Linked DNA regions of Homo sapiens: region 1 is linked to region 2. Evidence: read pairs that join two places in POLR2A ChIA-PET (ENCODE). Cell type or tissue: IMR-90. All regions are shown on one strand.

Region 1 (2,500 bases), 860 kb before region 2:
TGAGCCGAGATTCCTCCACTGCACTCCAGCCTGGGTGACAGAGTAAGACTCCATCTCAAAAAAAAAAAAAAAAAAAAGTTAAAAAATAAATAAATTAAAAAGAAGACCGGGTGCAGTGGCTCATGCCTGTAATCCCAGCACTTTGAGAGGCCAAGGTGGGCGGATCATGAGGTTAGGAGTTCAAGCCCATCCTGGCCAATATGGTGAAACCCCGTCTTTACTAAAAAATACAAAAATTAGCCAGGCATGGTGATGCTCGCCTGTAGTCCCAGCTACTCAGGAGGCTGAGGCTGGAGAATCTCTTGAACCCGGGAGGTGGAGGTTGCAGTGAGCCGAGATTGCACCACTGCACACCAGCCTGGGCGACAGAGCAAGACTCCATCTCAAATAAATAAATAAATAAATAAATAAATAAATAAATAAATAAGGCCGGGTGCGGTGGCTCACGCCTGTAATCCCAGCACTTTGGGAGGCTAAGGCGGGCGGATCACGAGGTCAGGAGATCGAGACCATCCTGGCTAACACGGTGAAACCCCGTCTCTACTAAAAATACAAAAAATTGGCTGGGTGTGGTGGTGGGCACCTGTAGTCCCAGCTACTCGGGAGGCTGAGGCAGGAGACTGGTGTGAACCCGGGAGTTGGAGCTTGCAGTGAGCCGAGATCACGCCACTGCACTCCAGCCTGGGCGACAGAGTGAGATTCCGTCTCAAACAAACAAACAAACAAACAAACAAACACTTTTCAGGAAAATCACATAAATTGGTCTTCCTGAACATTTTACATGGGAACTGGTACTATCCAGAGCCTACTGTGCAGGTTTTTGCTCCAGTTCAGTCTTTAGGAGCTATGCAGAGCAAGAGTAAAGAGAAGAAATGCAATATAGGGGGAAGGAAAGTAGGTAGAATTCAGAATAGCCTTTTTGACTCTAAGGAATTTGAAATATGCAAAGGTTGTAACACAAGAACATTTTGAATCTTCATCTGTGGAGAAGCAGCAGGCACCCCCTCAGCAGTGTGACCAGGAGATATGAAAGATATAGCCAGGTCACCTCCCAGGGGTAGGTTCTGTCACTTACAGACAGAACCTTGGCATGAAACACTGGGCTAGTGTAGGGTTCTGTTGTGATGGCTGCTCCCTGGTGGCATTCCACAAGGTTCTCTCCTCAGCACTCCTCTCTTTTTGTACCAAAGGCTGCAAATGCCAGTGTCTCCAGGAGCCAGGTAGATGATGTGAATGATTTAAGCAGCCTGGCAAGCATGTGGCAAACTGCAGAGCACATGTTCCATGTGGCAGAAACATTTACTGCTCACCCAATATCCATGAGCTGCCCCACGTTTCTCAGGCCCCTGATGAGGGTCCTGGGACTAGTTTCAGCAAATGGACGGTTAGTTCAAGTACCATTTCACTTTGTGTTGGAAGCATGTAAGTGCCACAAAGCAGCCCTTCAGCTCCGGCTCCCTGAAGGGATCATCCAGAGCGTAAATTGGAATAGCAGAGTCATGAGATATGTGCAGCCTGGATCCCTGAGTCATTGCAAGGAAGAAAGCTACCCTGGAGAGTTGCCTGATTCACCCTGGACTTTGCTCGAACAAGAAACAAATCTTCATTGTGTTAAGTTGCTGATATTTTGTCATTGTCGCCTAGCCTACTCTATGTACTTTCTTTAAAGGTGACAGTCACAACTCAACCCTGACTCTCATTGTCAACTGAAATAGGGCCCAACGTTACCAGATCTTCCAGTTTTTCAAGATAAACTAGATATATGGATTTTTTTTTGGTGAAATAGTCCAACATTTAAAAGTGGATAGTTAATTCAAAAAATCACAACCCTGTGTAGCCCAAATAAAGCACACCTGGGGCCAATTTAGCCCATGGGCCACCAGTTGCAACTTGTGCCCTGCCCTGTTTTCCTTAGTGACTTATCAATTCCCAAAGCTTCTGTTGTCACTCCTGTTCAGATGGGGGCAAAGACCCTATCTTTGTGTCAAAGCTCCTGGTGAGCTCAGTGAATGCCTTCAACCTTTCAACCATGTATTTCTAGCTTTAGCTTAAATGCTGGAGTGTAGCCCCAGCATGTTCTTTTTTTTTTTTTTTTTTGAGACAGAGTCTCACTCTATCCCTCACGCTGGAGTGCAGTGGCGTGATCTCGGCCCACTGCAACCTCCACCTCCTGGGTTCAAGTGATTCTCAAACCTCAGCTTCCCCCAAGCAGCTGGCATTACATGTGCCCACCACCATGCCCGGCTAATTTTTGTATTTTTAGTAGAGACAGACAGGGTTTTGCCATGTTGACCAGGCTGGTCTCAAACTGCTGACCTCAGGTGATCTGCCCACCTCAGCCTCCCAAAGTGCAGGGATTACAGGCATGAGCCACCGTGCCCAGCCTCAGAATGTTCTTTAAGCTGTCAGTCCTACCTGTCCCCCAACAGCATAAGTACACACTGTTAGGGGCCTAATGGCTCCTTCTTTCCTTTTTCTTTCTTTCTTTCTTTTTTTTTTT
Region 2 (2,500 bases):
AGAAGGAGGGCCTCCCCACATGTTTAGGGGGTCTGTGCCCCTCTCTCCAGCCCATTTCTTTTGCCTTGGTGTGTAAATGGTGTGTGCTCTGGTCCTGCCCTAAGAACGTATCAGGATAATCTCCTGGCCATACATACTGTATCCCCTCCAGCATGCCCCACTCCCAGAGCCTTTTAGTCCCCTCCTCTACTCTGCCACAGCAAGGCTGGCCTTGCAACTTCACTTAGTGCAATCCGTCTCTTCTGGGCTTCTAGGTTCCATCCTAGTAGTAAGTTGACCCCATCTCCCAGAGTCCTTGCCAAGGGGTGAAACCGTGTCTCTCAGGAGCGTGCTCCCAAATCAGTAAGCTCCTCCCCAGCCAGCCTCACTGCACCAGCCTCTCTGGCTTTTTTTTTTTTCTGTCAGTGGTGCTCACCACCCTCACCTGTCACCACCATGCAGTCTCAGCACATGCTGTTCCCTCTGCCTAGAATGCTCTTCCATCCCCTGCTGACTCTCCAGTTAACTCCTCCCACCTCAGATCCACTAAAGCCACACATCACTTCCGCACAGACACATTTCCAGTTCCCTGTGCTGCTGGCTAAGTCTCTGCCTCTCCCTTGTAGCCTTTGTTGCAGTTTTTCATCATTCGAGGGATTGGCCGACTAATGTCTGTAGGACCCTACCAGACTGTAGGCCCTGTGTGGGCAGGAACTGTTCATCATTGTACCCTCAGTGCCTCGCAAAGTGTCTGGCAGATAATTTGTGCTCATAAAAGTTTTGTTAAGAGAAGAAATGTGGCCAGGTGCAGTGGCTCATGCCTGTTCACCAGCACTTTGGGAGGCCGAGGTGGGCGGATCACGAGGTCAGGAGATCGAGACCATCCTGGCTAACATGATGAAACCCCACCTCTACTAAAAATACAAAAAATTAGCCGGGCATGGTGGCAGGTGCCTGTAGTCCCAGCTACTCGGGAGGCTGAGGCAGGAGAATGGTGTGAACCTGGGAGGTGGAGCTTGCAGTGAGCCAAGATCATGCCACTGCACTCCAGCCTGGGCGACAGAGCAAGACTCCGTCTCAAAAAAAAAAAGAAGAAGAAGAAATGAAAGAGTCAATGAAACAACCAACAGCTGAATGGCTGTTCTGGCCAAGAAGCACAGAAGTCACAGCTGGAGGCAGACAGCAAAGGCGAAGCTGGCAGGGAGGAGGCCTCAGGCTGCCTGGGCTCCTGAGCTGTCTGGGAGAAAGTGGCCTTCCAGGGCTTGTTTGCAGAGAGGCTGGAGGAGAGAGGCATTTGTGCAGGGCCACCTGAGACTCACAGCAGGAGCCAGGGAGGTGATTGGCATTGTGTCGGAACTGGGCAGGTGTGTGAGCAGCACGCCGAGGGCTGTGGGCTAAACCCAGCACTTAGATTCAGCTCCTTCCTTTCCAGGACCCCTAGTGGGATGCCAGATGGCAGAGACCCTCCTCCCCCGAAAGAAGTGAACAACTCCTCTCAGCCTCTCTCTTTTGTGTGTGTGCGTGTGTGTGTGTATGATTTGTTTACTTTTAACTTTTTTATTAAGTATAATACACGTACAGAAAATATATATGTACATATACATGCATTCACAAAAACTAAATGTGCTCAATAAATCATAACAAAGCAAATACCTGTTTAATCCCCACACAGGTGAAGAAAGAGAACTGTTACTACCCCACTAACCTCTCTCATGCCTACCCATCTATCTCCACACTAGAAATTTCTCTTTTTTTTTTTTTTTTTTTTTTTTTTTTTTGAGACAGGTTCTTGCTCTGTCATCCAGGCTGGAGTGCAGTGGCAGGATCTCAGCTCACAGCAACCTCCATCCCCTGGGTTCAAGAGATTCTTGTGCCTCGGCCTCCTGAGTAGCTGGGATTACAGGAGTGCGCCACCATGCCTGGCTAATTTTTGTATTTTTAGTAGAGATGGGGTTTCACCATGTTGGTCAGGCTGGTCTCAAACTCCTGGCCTCAAGTGATCCACCCACCTCAGCCTCCCAAAGTGCTGGGATTACAGGCTTGAGCCACTGTGCCTGGCCTACTACACTAGAAATTTCTAATGTTATAGTTTAGTTCTGCCTGATTTTGTACTTAATCTAACTAGAATCATACAATATTTTTTCTGTCATGTCTGGTTTCTGTTATTCATCTTGTTAAATGTCTCCAAATCCTTATCAACACCGTATCAATGCTTATGGAGCTAGAGGTCTTCATAATACTTGCTCATCCTCCCCATCCATAACAAGCATAATGCAAGCTATATTTATTGAGCACTTACTAAGTACCAGGCTCTATTCTCACTCTTTGCATGCATTGCAGGTAATTCATAAATTCTCATTGCTGTGTAGAATTCCATTGTCTACATACACCATAATTTATGTATACATTTTTTTTTTTTTTTGAGGTGGAGTTTTGCTCTTGTTGCCCAGGCTGGAGTGCAATGGCACAATCTCGGCTCACCGCAACATCTGCCTCCCAGGTTCAAGCAATTCTCCTGCCT

The links. ChIA-PET counts read pairs that join two places held together with the same protein. Peaks named below come from ENCODE experiments on the same cell type or tissue, not always from the same donor. Only the 100,000 strongest peaks of a DNase experiment are listed, where the experiment ranks them.
Region 1: POLR2A ChIA-PET joins it to region 2 with 9 read pairs; 8 of 35 experiments call an interaction of 5 or more read pairs at or near these places.

Annotation. Positions count from the first base shown.
Region 1 is chr12:52,992,278-52,994,777 of GRCh38, reverse strand. No RefSeq gene overlaps it. Among named protein-coding and RNA genes, the nearest start is that of EIF4B, 13 kb to the left of the region's middle. In IMR-90, no CTCF peak of the experiment used is centred here; a DNase peak (open chromatin) is centred at 1,527.
Region 2 is chr12:52,129,696-52,132,195 of GRCh38, reverse strand. No RefSeq gene overlaps it. Among named protein-coding and RNA genes, the nearest start is that of SMIM41-AS1, 13 kb to the right of the region's middle. RefSeq lists an enhancer at 1,158-1,695. In IMR-90, no CTCF peak of the experiment used is centred here; no DNase peak of the experiment used is centred here; H3K27me3 peaks cover 890 bases.